Regions from separate parts of the Homo sapiens genome. Here region 1 is linked to region 2. A link is an interaction called in ENCODE POLR2A ChIA-PET data of the cell type or tissue named here. Cell type or tissue: Panc1. All regions are shown on one strand.

Region 1 (8,000 bases), 150 kb after region 2:
CACTAATCGATATGAAAGTATTTTTTCTTACTTAGATCATCTGCTGCTGAGAATCAGTCTGAATTTACATCCAGTGAACACTGACTGATTTGACCTGGAACTCATGATAAAATGATTTTCCCTTTATCATTTAGTACTTTAATGAAAGTTTGAATTAAAATATGTAGTAAACATTGAATACATTTTGTTAGACTTAGAGGGAAAGGATGAAAGAAATTAACAGTTAGAAAAAGTCAAAGACATTTCTCCAACTGACAGATAGCCGAATCTTGTCCCTTGTAGTAGCAAGAACCTGTATAGACACAGGAATCATCAAATCTACCACACAAAACTGATCAAAACAAGAAAGATTCAATATATCCTGGGTGATTAGAGAGGAGAAAGAGAAATGTTGCCCTGGACTGTTTCAAGGTTCCAATACAGCTTCCTCTGGTACTGCACTGCAGTCTATGAAAGAACATCATCCACAAATCCAGAGACCTAGGCTCCCCTCCTGCTCCGTAACTGCATCCCTGCAGGTCAAGTACATCTTTTCTTTACAGTTTGCTTATCTTTCTGTAGAAGAAATGGACCAGCTCTCTCAAGACCCCTAACACCCTCATTAATTATACTACGATTAATGAACTCTACAAAACCTGCATTTCCATTTTATGCAAATACTTTGAATACTACACAAGCCCAAAAGAATGTTTTAAGATATGGGTGTGTTAAAATATTTTTCAGAAATTTCTCCCTAATCTCCCTTTCATGACATCGAGTTTAAGTCATAATAAAATGCTCCAGTTACTATCGAAGTGAACAGCAAATTGACAGTTTCTTCCAAGATCATCCTTTTCTTTTTTCTCACTTCTAACAAAATCTTTTCTTAGTCATGAAGGGCATGGCCTTCTTAAACAGCAACATGTTTAGCAAGAAAAATAAATTTTAGCTTGCTATTTTCCCTGCATCATTAGTTAGATCACAGCTCTAGTCCCCAAAATCCAACATAGTTTAGCTCCATTACTGACTACATGCCTTAGTAACGTGAGGTAATTCAAAAGTCAGATTTTTCTCAGAAGCAGAATTTGGGTTTTAAAAGCAATGAAATCGATAGTGCCTCCTTTCAATCAAAGGATGCTTACAACACTGGATTCTCATTCAGTTATTATTACTTAACTCAGTTTCCATTTTGCTCTCAATAGTCTCACAATTGTTATAAGAGAAAAACAACAGGGATTCTTAGAACCGTAACCAATTGACTCAATGCTGGATGTTATTTAGTAACTTTCATTTAACAAACACCCTGCACTTACCACAGTAGCTATATGTATTCTCACTGTCATTGACAATGCTTTAAATCCATTGCATTCCCAGAATAGTATTAATAACACATTTTCTACTATTTGCTACACTTATCTAATTTTCTTTCAGGTAATACAGACTGTCTTTTAGATTAATTGAATAGGCCGGTGAACTTCTTTATTATCACCAATCTGCTAAAATGAGAAAAGAAAGAAGAGAATAAAATATCTATTGTACACATCTTAATTATCAAGTGATTTCTAAACCGCTGATAGTAGACTGTTCCCAGCTTCACTCGTTTGCACTTTGGATCAGATTTGAGTCTCTTTTCTGAAGGCTTTGTTGGTTCTGCCTCTGGGTACACTATGACTCACCTTCCGTGGGAAGAGGTTTGTGCTCTGTTTAGGTGAAAACATTAAGACTCCTTAATTTCCTTAACAGAATAACAACATTACTACCTCTCTATTGAGAGCATGCAAATGTCTTTACAATGAACAATAAAACTCAAAAAAGCTGCCTTTCAGTCATTCTCCAGGGAGTTCCTATCAAAAATGGATTTCAGATTAATAATATTCAAGAGACATCATTAAAGTAATATTGATGTCAAATTCTTTTTTTTTTCTAGCAAGTTCTAATAAGCAATGCACTTGGACTACATTTGCTTAATTCCTTTCTGAACTGCTTCCATTTGCCAATACAGCAGCTGTCTCCTCCAAAGGCTGTTCTGCTGTGTTGGGTATCATCACTGTTTTAGGCACCACTGCCACTCTAGCAGATGCTACTCTCTCCTTCTGGGTATCACCAGCTCCTACTGGGTACCACACACTCTGTTGGGTACCACTGCAGATGCCACCATTGAAAAAAACTGATATTCCAAAATGATAACACCAAATGGGCATTCTGTTCTCTAGAATGCACTAGGTGCCAAAACACTTCACAGATCATCAGGAAAATGGTATTCTGATGAGTATCTCCCACTCATTTGTCAAACTTGCTCAGACATTTTTCAAATCCAGCAGAGGATTCCACATGGGTTCAAACGTGCCACACTGTTACTTTAAATGTAAGCTACTTCAATTCCTTTTTAGAAGCAGGAGAGCAATGTTATTATACACACATAAGTAAAAGCTTATATTTTTATCTACAGAAGAAATGCAGAAGAGGCTGTGCTCATAGCCAAAATAAACAGATTCTTATATGGTGTGATCTAATGGTATCAAAGTATAATTTACAGAAGCTCAAATAATTAATTCATATAGATATAAATGTTGCATATTTTTAAATGTTTAAGTTAATAAAGAGGAAACTAGTGGCCGGGCGTGGTTCCTCACGCCTGTAGTTCCAGCACTTTGGGAGGCTGAGGCAGGCGGATCGCGAGGTCAGGAGATCAAGACCATCGTGGCTAACACGGTGGGTGAAACCCCGTCTCTACTAAAAATACAAAAAATTAGCCATGCCTGGTGGCGAGTGCCTGTAGTTCCAGCTACTCGGGAGGCTGAGGCAGAAGAATGGAATGAACCTGGGAGGCGGAGTTTGCAGTGAGCCGAGATGGCACCACTGCACTCCAGCCTGGGTGACAGAGCAAGACTCCGTCTCAAAAAAAAAAAAAAAAAAAAAAACTAGTGAGATGATAAAGCTAGTTTCAAAAACATTTGAGAAACTGGATACTTACAAGCATTAAATAAAAACAAAAAAAAAAAAGAAGGAAGAAGGGAGAGAGTGAGGAAGGAAAGGAAGGAGGGAGGGAGGAAAGGCAGGTTAGAATAAGATTTCTGGGTTAAATTTTAAAAACTACTTAATGTCCTGTAGGGCAATGACAGCACAAAATTTGAGGTTATCTTTTCAACTGAATAGAAGTACACAAATTAACATATGTCTGGATGAAAACTAAATGGTGAATAACAAATTAAACATATACACCCTCCTAGAGAATTAAATAAATCATCCAGTAGTCTTGTTAAACAGCACCCAAGTGATATTGAAAGGACATGCCTTCCCCAACTTTTTACTTATTTTTAGATTTTAGATACTATTTTTTTAAGTCTCCCGTTTTGGTTGCAAATAATCTGCAAAAATATTCTTGATTAACTAAATAAGGCTAGTCTCATATTTTGGCCTGATTACTTACATATGTAGAACAAGAGGAGTTAATTACTTTTGTTAGCCTCCTTGAGTTTGCTCAGTAAATCTAGAGCTATTTGGCATTGAGCAACACTGAACCAGTGATTAGCTTCTGCCTGGAAATTTTTATAAAAACTCTTAGATTTGACTTATAAATGCTTCCAATTATTTATTCTTCTACCTAGGGATAGGAACCATAGCCCAAGAAACTTCCTCACCTGCTTTATTCATAAATGTAAGTGAATTTCTCTCCCTTCAATCTACTTAAAGTAAACTAAGGTCCCTGGTCTGCTAGGGAGTGATTTTTTTTTTTTTAATCAGCTGTGAAGCTGGAACCCTGTAAGAAAGACAGAGACCAACCTGGCTTTCCTGGGAGGATTTTGCAGGCATTAACTTCATATATCAAATCAATCCTTGTACCTTAGTGGTAGGCTTGTCATAGCTGATTAAATGAGCATTACTCTTTATACGACTGACACACCAACCATGGAGTTTGTTGCAAAATCAATTTGATGCAGGACAAGTGAGCCCCAAAGTGGGGCTTAGCCCATAACACTTCTTAGCTTTGCCCAAGAAAGAATTCAAGGGCAAGCCAGAGGCAGAAAAAAAAATAGCTCTATTGAAGTAGCAGTGTTACAGCTCCATGAGTGCTCCTGCAGAGCAAGGCTACCCCACAGGCAGAGAGCAGCAGCTCAGGGCAGTTTTGCAGTCATATTTATTCCTACTTTTAATTATATGTAGATTAAGGAGCAGCTTGTGCAGAAATTTCTAGGGAAGGGGGAGTAACTTTTGAGTCATCAAGTCATTGCCATGGAAAGAGGCAGTAACTCCCTGGTGTTGCCATGGCAATGGTAAACTGGCATGGCACACTGGTGGGTGTTGTTGGTGGAAAGCTGCTTCTACCTCTCCCTGTTTTAGCTAGTCCTGAATTTGGTCCAGTGTCTGAGCTCTGCCTCCAGAGTCAAGTCCTGTCTCCTGAGTCAAGTCTGGCCTCCTATCTCAGATTTGTCTATTTATATCTTGTTAAGTAAGAGAACAGATTTTTATTGAACCTATGCAAATAAATTTATTACCATGAAAAGTAATGAGGCCCAGTAAAAGTATTTTTTCAGAATTCTGAGGAATCAATGAGAATCAGATACCAATTAAAGTTTTGCTTTAGTTACAAAGGCACAGTCTACTAAATTGAGGATTCACAATAAATAAAGAGAAAAGCCCCCTTATATACCAATCAGAAAAAAGAGCATTAAAACAATATCCATGATATTTAAAAAAAAATCACAGGTAATTTTTCTTTATCAGTTCATTCACTTTTCCTTAAGTAATTATTATTTCTGCTAGAGTTTCAGTCAGCAATCTCTTTTAATAAAATCATTTCATTGGACTGAAAAGACTCAGTTTGCTATGGTCAGAAAGCTGTCTAAATTATTTCAGCTTTAAGCACTGAAGCTTGCACCCACATATTTTTTGTTGAAATATCAATAGTTAGGAATATCAGTTATGGTCCTTTTCGCAAGGTTCTGAGACCATCCCACTTTATTGAAGAAACAGACTGTAACTTGAAGTGTATAGCAGAGACTTCAGGCAAGCATCAGATAACTCAGAAACCGTCTGTTGATGAAACTGAAGGGCTGTCATGAATTTATTACAGTAATCAGTAACAAAATTGAAGAAAGTAAAGTGCTCAATTGGGGTGCAGTGCACAGCTATCCCATCAGGGCCTGATCAATGTTTCCCCTGAGGATAAGAACATCTCATCACAGATAGGATATAGACAGACACCAAGGCCCCCCAATTTATTCCTTAAAGTGTACAGTCTTTGGGACATTGATATTAGTAACATTTTATCTCTTTTTTATATATACTTTAAGTTTTAGGGTACCTGTGCACAACGTGCAGGTTAGTTACATATGTATACATGTGCCATGCTGGTGATTTTATCTCTAAAAAATCAACACACGGAAGGCCAATCTTCTCTTTGATTTACAAATCTCCCCATATAGCTCTTACAATAGTGTTAACTAATTTAAAAATATTGAATGTACCAAACATTGAATAGCTTCTCTCATTTCTCCTTTTTACAGGTAAAATAACAAATCCATGTGATTTTCTAGGAGTCTACTAGGAAATCTGAAAGATAATTTTAGTTTCAAAGGATATTTTAAAATTTTATTTTTCTAAATTTAGAAACTGGTCTTGGGAAGGCAAAATCAAAAATGATTGTGAGAGGATATTTGGTTACATGGTTGCAACAGAAGGATGGGTGCCTGATGATAAATGGTTGTAGCATAGCTATCTGATTAACTTGACACTATTTTGGGACAAATTTGCTCTCTTTTTTCATTGATTAGCAAAAACAAACCTCATTGCTTTGCATACACAGTTGAATGTCTTTACTATCTTTATTTCTTGAACAACCTCATCCAGTAAACATACTGTACATATATGTGTGTGTGTGTGTGTGTATGTATATATATACCTATACATACATTGTATTAGTCTGTTCTGGCACTGCTGTAAAGAACTACCTGAGACTGGATAATTTATAAAGAAAGGAGGTTTAATTGGCTCACAGTTGCACAGGCTGTACAGGAGGTATGGCTGGGGAAGCCTCAGGAAACTTACAATCATGGTAGAAGGTGAAGGGGAAATAGCACGTCTTAACATGGCCAAAGCAGGAAGAAGAGAGAGAGGTTGGAGGTGCCACATGCTTTTAAACAATCTGATCTCATGAGAACTTTATCACGAGAATGACACCAAAGGGGGAAATCCATCCCTATGATCCAATCACCTCCCACCAGGCCCCACCTACAACATTGGGGATTACAATTCAACATGAGACTTGGGCTGGGGCACAAATCCAAACTGTATCATTCATACACACATACACACATATACATACATATATTTTTTTCCTTCCTTTTTTTTATATGTGATTTTATATACACAGATGGTCACTGACTTATGATAGTACAACTTATGAATTTTCAACTCTGTGATGATGCAAAGGTGATATGCATTCAGTAGAAACCATATTTCAAATTTTGAATTTTGATCTTTTCCCAGGCTAGCGATATGCGGTAGGATACTCTCTCACTGAGCCACAGCTCCCAATCAGCCACGTGATCAAGAGGGTAGACAAACGACACCCTACAGTGTACTGTGTTGACAGATGATTTTGCCCAACCATAGGCTAATGTAAGTGTTCTGAGCATGTTGAAAATATGCCAGGCTAAGCTATGATGTTTGGTAGGTTAGGTGTGTTACAATTAGTTTGAATGTACCAAACTAATTGAATGGTGTCTCTCATTTCTCCTTTTTACAGGTGAAATCACAAGTACGTGGGATTTTCTAGGAGTCTCCATAGAAATTCTATATAGAAAGACATAAGAAAATCACAGACAAATGTCACCAGGCTTTGCTCAGCAGGTGTATAAGGAAAGCCACTGCCCTGAGTGCTTAAGAGATGACAACGGCAAGTGAAGCTCTCAGGTTAGAAATTTTGGTAAAGTGACAATTTGTGGATTCTAATTAAAATCGGATCAGTAATAGTGATGAGAAGGGAAATAACATTATTTATTACCTATTATTTAGCTACTAGCTATTTCAAGTTAGATAATTTCAACTTAATGATAGGTTTATCAGGATGTAACCCCATCATAAGTTTAGGAGCATCTGTATATATATATCCAATATTTTAATTAAATATGGATCCTGATTATCATCTCAAATTGATCCATCACATAATTAGTACAGATATAATTATAATGATATAAAAATGTTACTATTGGTATAAAAAGTTTGACAAAAATTAAAAAGGATATAAAATAATTTTATAAAGTAGAAAAAATTAAATAGGGAAAAATGTATGTTAGAATTATGTATCCTTGTGTAGGCTGGTTAATGCCCTGATATGATACTAAAAGATATGCTGCTGATAGTTTTTATTCATAAGAGATACATATAAAAAAACCCCTACCCCATGCTCAGATTTCCTGATGTCCTATTGACCATGCAAATAGTTAACCCTACCAATAGTTAATAAGTGTATACTGGATGCAAATCACTGGCCCATGGATAGAGAAGGAGCAATGTGGGGACAATGGAAAGAATGTATATTTCTATACAAATGTTGAATTCACAAGACTGAATCCTTAATTTATGTGAGTCCCAGGATGGCCATGAGGGAGATCACGTGATATTCCCTCACAGAGAGAGAGTACCCAGGAGGGGAGACATAAGAAAATCACAGACAAACGTCATTGTCCTTTGCTCAGTAGGTGTATAAGGAGAGCCACTGCTCCTAGTGCTTAGGCAATGATAATGGGAAGTGAAGCTTTTGGGCTAGAAATCTTGTTAAGGTGATAATTTGTGGATTCTGAATAAAAATTGGATCAGTAATAGTGATGAGAAGGGAAATAACATTATTTATTGCCTATTGTTTAGCAACTAGATATCCTCTGGTAGCAACTTAGGGAGGTGCATCTCCTTTACCCCTATTTCTGTAGTGACTGTGAAAGAGAGATCAACGCTGGTCACATGGGGTATGAGATCTAGTGTGCGAAGCTGACATATAATGGAAAGAAGCAAGTTACCAT
Region 2 (8,000 bases):
AATACTGACATAGATAAATGAAAGAGGTCGTGGAATTATTTTAAGGGAGACAAATGCTTAAGACAAGGAGATGCGCAAATCGAGCCTTCAAGATCCTTTTTATTTTGAACATCTATGATTTAGTAAATAAATGCTAGAGAAAAAGTGTAGCAGTTGTTATCAGCATTTTACTTAGGCTTCCTCCTGTCATCTGATACACTTTGTAAAAGCCAGAAAAAATATTATCTTGTAGTTGTAGTAACAAGAATAAATAACTTTCTTGGGTGGTCATGTTATAGTCTTCATAAAGGTGTTGTACCACCACTGCACCATCTCTCAGCCATGTTTCCAAATTATTTCTATATGATTTATGGATGTCACGCATGCATGCAATCTGAAGCAATGTGAACTTTTTGCTATTGAAGGCTTTTCTTGGCAGGAGGGAGAAAGCCTCTGATAATGGCTTTCTAGACAGCTATTCAGCACCTGATTGAGCAGAAAAAAAAAATCAGGTTGAAGAGATGAGACCAATGACTTCAAGTGGGGAAATTGAAAGGAGTTCAGCAGGGGAGAAGGAGCTAAATCTAGGCCGCAATGAAAGTCTATAGGCTGCATTTGATTCTTAGTAGACATGACCAGTGATTTTGAAGACTATGGAAAGGTGATCCATTGCAAGTGACCCTAGTAAATCATTTCTCATTTATTTAATTCCCAATCTCTCCCAAAACTGAGTTCTGACTCTTAAAAACTAAGAAAATTCCTAATCATAGACAACAGAAAAGGAGATACATTGAAGATAAAATACAGCTTTATGGCAAGTGCTGATAACAATAAATAGAAAAAGGCAAATAGAGAATGTCATGCTTTATAGAGAAATTAGTTCCACACTAAGCTCCTTTACTGATGCTTTCTATCCTTCCTCACCATAATGACATCATGCTAATAATAGGAGTCTTCATTTTATTCCATGCTGTGGAGTCCATGCTTGGAGGCAGACCATTGGCTTCCATCCCAGCTCTTCCAGTGTGAACTTGAATAAGTTATTTAACTTCTCAAAGCTTCAGTTTTCTGACATGTGAAATGAGAAACCTAAGGTACTATCTATGTCACAAGCTAAGCCCCTTGAACATGCTTAGCAGTGTTGTGTCATTTTATAAACATGCTGTATATGTTTACTGTCGTTATAAGGGCTGTTTCAGTGGTGATTATGGCATGAAAATGAACAGTAAGAATCAATAACTGTCACTCATCTTTTAGCATCTGTTATGTTTCAGACAGTGAGCTAAGAATTTTACATGTATTATTGTTAGCCCTCCCCAGAACTAAAGGCAGGACGGAGAAAAAGCTGTGCTGAGGTTCCATGTTCTGGGGAAAGTGAATATTCAGCAATTGGTCAGTAAGATGGACACAATCAGTATCTAGTCAAACAAGGAAAATGTACCCATTTTGAGAAGGATGCAGCACCCTACAAAAGGAAAGCTACTGAGATGAGATGTGACTCTTCCCACCAGGAACCTAGAATGGAACAGGAATATCAAAAAAAGGCGCAGTTTTATTTGGAGTTTCAACAAACTACAGCACTTTTTCTCAATATAAAAGATCATGTTAAGGCATTTCAGATGAGAGGAAAACCAATTCAGCAAACTAGATTTTGTCAGCATACCTTGGATTTCTAAAGAATTGCTAGACCAAATGTTGAAACATTTGATCTATGAAAATTGATCAGTGATGATCAGTTTTCAAACATCTGGGTGGTCACAAAGGACCAAAAAGCAATGACATGGAACTCAATTTAATCTCACTTTTTCCCTGTGAAGTCATCACGGTAATATTTAAGCTCTCAGTCAAGTGCTTCCTGTATAGTTAGCATGCTTGGTTGTGGGCCTTTCAGAAGCCCGTTGGAACAGTGCTGACAATTTTTTTCTGTGGTTGTTATGACAAAAAGGGGGAAAAATAAGAAACATTGTTTGACAAGAGTTGGCCACACAGCCCATTAATTATAGATTGTACTGGGGGTAACACACGCCTTTTTTAATGCAAATGTCACTGGGTGATGCGACCATTTTCACATCTTATCAATATTTCAATTAGATAAGATTTTAATAAAATAGTAAGAACAGACAGAACTAGTAAAAAGGGAATGTTGACTGGAAAAGTTGAAATCTTCAGGTAAAGCAGAATTGGGTTGAAGTCATCTGTGGGTTGTGAGGAGTCACAATATTACAGGGGCAACGAAGATTCAGAAATTGTAAAGAAAGAACATTCTGGATGAAGAAAGTTTCCAAAAAAAAAAAAAAAAAAAAAGAGAGAAAGAGAAATAAAAAAAATAGAAGAAGCTGAAAAGAGCCAAAGATAAATTTACCAACTTTCAAATTCCATGTGACTGTAATGCCAGTAAACAAAAAATTTCCTCGCAAAACTATCTTGCTACTTAGGTCAAGCAAATTTCTGATGACTTTTCTGCATTATATGTGTAATAAAGTGATTCAAGGTTAAACTATAGCCTATGCAGCCTCTGACCACTTCTTCATCCACACCGGCCTTACCCAGGGAGCAGGGCTCATCCCATTGCTGCAGGGAATTTAGCTGGCTTAACACAATGATTGTCAATCAGGATTCTCAAGTGTGGTCCAGGTATTCATACAGACAAGTGTGAGGTGTTCCTAGTTGTGAGTTTTTGCTGGTTCTATATTTAATAAAAACATAGTTAATAAATAAACTTATTATGGTTGTAAAAGATTCAAATACTACAAAAATATGTATGTATGGAATATGCGTGTGTAATCTCCCACCCTAATCTTATTCCTTTTCCTTAACATAAGCATATGTTCACAGCTTCATGTTTTTCTTTTTGATATTTGTGATTTATGTCCCTATCCCCCAAAAACCAGTAATAAAGAAGAATTCTCGTGTTGTATTCTAATATTTTATAGTTTTATTTGTAAAAGTAGTTTTTGTTTCCTATGTAATATAAAACATTTATGTATGGCATGAAGTGAAATTTGTTTTTTATTTTTTATTTTTTTTTAAACAATAGAGCGCCCATTGCCCCAGCATGATTTATAGAATGGTTCTTTTCTCTATTGGGAAGAAATGCTTCTTTGATCATATAAGTCATAACCATACTTAGGCCTGTCATGGGAATCCATTCCATTGATCTTATTATCTATTTTTGTGTCATTATCACTCTCATAATTTCTACAAGTTTATCTATATTTTGTCCACTGTAGGGAAAGTTCTTTTCTGTGTTCCTTTGGGGGAAAAACAGTTAGCTATTCTTCCACCTATCTATCAGATAAACTCAAGAACAACCTTCTCAGGTTTCAGTTTTTTAAATCTTCATGGAATTTTTGTGAATTTTTAAGATTAATCTTGGAAAAACTAACATTTGTGTTATTGCTTATTCCCATGTAGTAATGTGGATTGTTTCCTAATGTATTCAAATCTGCTTTCTTGCTAAGTACTGTGGTTGTTGTTATATGTCCATCTACTTTTTGTAAAATCCTCTTTAAGATATTTGGAAATTGTGCAGCTATTGCAGTGAAAATACTTTTATTGAATTTTTTAATATAGGCATCAAGATCAAAGAATTATCTTACTAATAATTTACTAGTTTTCTATAATGTATGTTGTAAAACAAGAAGAGAAACAAAAACAAAGATCAAACTTCATAGAATAAAAAGCAACCATCTCCTGACTCACCTGCTGTCATTGACTACTTAGTTATCCTAGCTCTCATTACCACAAGTTTCAATAATATGCTTTTGGCTCTGGTTTTGCTTTATCAGTTTTGGATACTATCCATTATCTCCTGCTTTAAAGATGATACAATCCCATCAGCTATTTCATGTTGGTATCTAAGAAGCTCTGTTCGTCCATCAGTGAGGGCTAGCAGATTACAGACCTTGCCTCTGGTGATGGTAGGTGGCCTTGCTGATCTTGTTGGGATATTCTGAGGACCCATCTTCAGGCTATGGCAGCATCATTTCTTCCTGGGATCACTGGCTACCTATAGCACTGATCTATTTTCTGTGCTCATGGTCACCATTTCAATACAGGGAAACATTCTACTGCTTCTGCAAGGACTCACACAGATGCTAACCCTTTTCTAGTGCCCCTGAAAAACCCTCCTGCTCTTTATACTGGTTGATTTTCAATTCTGATCACCCCCCAAAGCAGCTTGCCAGTCATCTCCTGTATGCGTTTTGGGCGATGATGCCCTCTAGTCTTGTGTCTCTGTCATTCCAATTCTATTTGACTTCTATACTTCAGGAACTTCTTAAGGCTTCCAGTTTGCTAGGAAGATTCCTTTTTCAACAGTTCGTTTCCTTTTAAAAATATAGATAACTTTTCTCATTTCAAGGGCATCCGAGGAGGAGGGGGGTACACATACATGTACACCAAGATAGCCGTCTTAATCCAATCTTACAGTAACTAAGATTATTTTAATATTTATTTTCTTTAACACAGAACAACATGAGAGCCTTCAGTAACCTACTTAATAGGGTAAGATGGCAGGAGAGCTCTGGTGAGTATAACCATGACTCATCTGAACACCTTTTCTTCCATCTCCAATCATACAGCTCTAAATGCTCTTGCCTTATAGTCACCAATTGTTTAATTTAAACTTATAATTGACCATCGCTGAACGACAGGAAGCACCAGGAACATTGACCTTGGAATATGAATGTTAAGGACAAACATATAAACAATAACAATTCTACACATTTGCCTCAGTGATCTTTGCCTGATCTATAGGTTGTATTCCTTTAATAAAAAATATTTTGCATAATAATAAGATGGTTTTACAACTTCCGAAAAATAACGATTTTTAAAGGCAAAATACATTATTATATCTAATCTGGGTTTTCATTTATTGGCAATAAAGAGTAGATACATCAAAGTGGGATACTGGTAAAGAAATGTTTGCATTCACAGTTTAAAACCTTCTCTCTCACATAGCATTTTAGAAAATATAAGACATCAATATAAGCTTCTAAAATTAAAAAACATCAGAGTTTATATTGTTACAAAAGCAGTTTAGTATAATTTTGATTGCTAAAACATGTTAACGTTTAACATTTTTATATAAACTGTCACTAAACCAACATACATGGTCATTAAAAGTTTGTCTGAAATTTACCTTTTATGAAATAATTTCAAAAAAATTAAGTTATGTGCCTTTATAGGATCAATGTGGAAAGTTGCAATTTTTTTTATATAATATGAATGTTACTGAAAAGTACATTGAAGTAAAATTCAATTTTTACTTCAAATAATATTTTTTAATTCAAAAATTAAAATAATTTTTAGTTTTATACTTGAAGTAAAAGATTTTTATGAAACAATTTTTTATTCAGTATTCTGCAAAAATGATGAAAAGACTAAAAAGTGCTGAGTATTCAGAACATTGCATGTTACTATGAATGTGAGTCTTAAGTCAAAAGATGTTGCAAAATGATTGTTTAAAATAACTCTAAGGAATACCTTCCGCACCAGACAAGAGTAATGAAGCTATATTAGAGACTGTCGTTTGGAGAGAGCCCCCTTTGAAATACTTTTGCTTAGTTTTCTACCATTTACATAAATGTCACTAGTAAGTACCTTTGAAAATCAGATAAGTTCCTAAATATTTAGCTATGATTAATCTCAGTAATTATCAGTGATTCAACATCAACCTGGAGAAAATATAAAATTTTATGTTCATTAATTATTTTGACAAAAATGATATCTATTGCATTTGGAAACATAACAATAAAGGGTGGTGTCTGACCACCAGTTTTATGATTCTGAGTTTGTTAATTTAGTAAAAATAAATCTAATATGGTTATGTAGTAATGGTTGGGATAAGTGTCTCCTTTTTTGACTATTGCATCCTAGTAAAAATCAAGTAGATATAGCTGTGTTGGTGCAAATTCCATAATGATAGTACGGAAGAGGGAAATAATGTCCTGACTAACATACAAATCATTTAGAAAATAGAATTGCAGGTGAGGCAGCTTCTTTCAAAATGGGTCTATTGTGAGAGCGGTTAGAGTTTAATAGTTGGTCTTATGGAGAGCAGTTGCAAATATTTTTCCCAGCCCCACAGGACAGATGGCAATCACATGTGCTAAAAACATTTTACTAGGCCTAACCAGGGTGGTTTGTCCCAAGCACGTTAGCTATCTTTCTATTTTATGAATTTCAAGGAAACATATCAAAATTTAAATGAATGAGAGTCATGCATTTTATTATGGAGAGAATCTTAACCAATTCCTGTACATAAGACAAAAAAGTCTTAAAAGGTATATTCTTACTGTAACTATTAATAGTGAGAACAATGATGTATAATAAACCTCCCACACTGCTCTCACACACCAGTGTGTTGAGATGTCATAATTAAGAACCATCACCTTAGGATACCACAAGAGTATGCCTTAAAGATTTTTAATATGTTTGATACATTAGCTTGCTGGGTCTGTTGTAACAAAGTATCACAAACTGGGTGACTTAAAGAACAGAAATTAATTGTCTCACAGTTCTGGAGATGAGAAGTCCAAAATCAAGTTGCTGGTGGGATTGGTTACTTTCGAGGGCTCTGAGGGAAGAATCCGGTCCAGAACTCTCACTTTGACTTATAGACAGCCATCTTCTCTTTGTGTTTCTTCATTGTCCCTCTGCGTGTCTGTCTCTGTGTTCAAACATCCCCCTTTTATAAATACAGCAGTCATATTGGAGTACAGCCCATTCTAAAGACCTCATTTTAAATTGATTACCTCTGTAAAGACCATATCTGCAAATAAGGCTACATTCTGAGGTACTGAGATTTAGGATTCCAACATATCTATTTTTTCATTTTTGCCAGAGACAGGGTCTTGCTAGTCGCCCAGGATGGAGCACAGTGGCTATTCACAGATCCCATCATAGCACACTGCAGCCTTGAACTTCTGGGCTCAGCCTCCTGAGTAGCTGGAACTACAGCACGTGTCTAGCCCAACATATCTAATTTTTGAAGGGCAGGACACAATTCAACTCATCCCAATTGATTTGAAACTAAAAAATGCTTGGAATATCAAAATTAATCTCTGAGAAGATGAGTACACAGTTGCTTAAGTCCAGACTACCAGCAAAGGCCAAGTGAGTAAGGGAATGCAAACATTTCCATGATGAACAATTCTCATAGTGAGAAATTAAAACATGGAAGACCAAGAAATAAACATGGGAATTGGGAGCAAGAAAACTGGTTTGGGGACAGACGTTGAGGTAAAATGTTAGTTGATTTAGGTGATAAATGTAAGGAAATCTTTAAATTACTGATGCTCTTCTTACTTCAGACCAGGACCTGTGAATATTCCTGAGGGAATATTCAGATATTCCTCCTCCAGGTGCCCTAAGAGCTGAAAATTCTAGATGTATCCCTATTCACTTATTTCTATCTGCCATTCAGAATTACTGATAATAAAAAATAATTGGTTTTTCATTTACATATTTTTCTCATGTATTTTCATTTTACCCAGTAAAAATTAGATGAAGAGAAAATATTTTGATTAAGAATGATATGAAATACTTCCAAGAAGAATCAGGTACATTGAGAAGGTTATAATTTCTAAATATAAATATCCTTTTTAGAAATGATTCTAATACTGTTTTCGAAGATTGCAGAGCACACACACATACACATTCACACAGTTTTTGTTAAATGAGGCTATCGAGGCTGTAGCCTAGGGCTTAGCTTGATGTCCAGGACCAGCTGCATAATCTGCGGTGCCCAGTCCAAGTGAAAATGCAGGACACCTGGTTCATGAATTATTAAGAATGGAAAGACTGAGACAACAGAACATCAAACCAAGTGTGGGCCCTCCCAAGCATGGGGTCCTGTGTGGCTATGAGTCGTGAGACCATGAAGTTAACCCTTTAACGTCACATGGCCCCTGAGAGGTGTACAGCTCTTCTGTAAGCTCTTCCATCTCAGAGAATAATATTCACTCTGCTAGACTTTTCTCATTATATAATAAGAAGAATATCTTAAAATATAAGAG

The links. ChIA-PET counts read pairs that join two places held together with the same protein. Peaks named below come from ENCODE experiments on the same cell type or tissue, not always from the same donor. Only the 100,000 strongest peaks of a DNase experiment are listed, where the experiment ranks them.
Region 1: POLR2A ChIA-PET joins it to region 2 with 10 read pairs; 2 of 35 experiments call an interaction of 5 or more read pairs at or near these places.

Annotation. Positions count from the first base shown.
Region 1 is chr5:57,983,226-57,991,225 of GRCh38, reverse strand. No RefSeq gene overlaps it. Among named protein-coding and RNA genes, the nearest start is that of LINC02225, 88 kb to the right of the region's middle. In Panc1, no CTCF peak of the experiment used is centred here; no DNase peak of the experiment used is centred here; H3K27ac peaks cover 2,450 bases.
Region 2 is chr5:58,136,364-58,144,363 of GRCh38, reverse strand. No RefSeq gene overlaps it. Among named protein-coding and RNA genes, the nearest start is that of LINC02101, 18 kb to the right of the region's middle. In Panc1, no CTCF peak of the experiment used is centred here; no DNase peak of the experiment used is centred here; H3K27ac peaks cover 3,920 bases.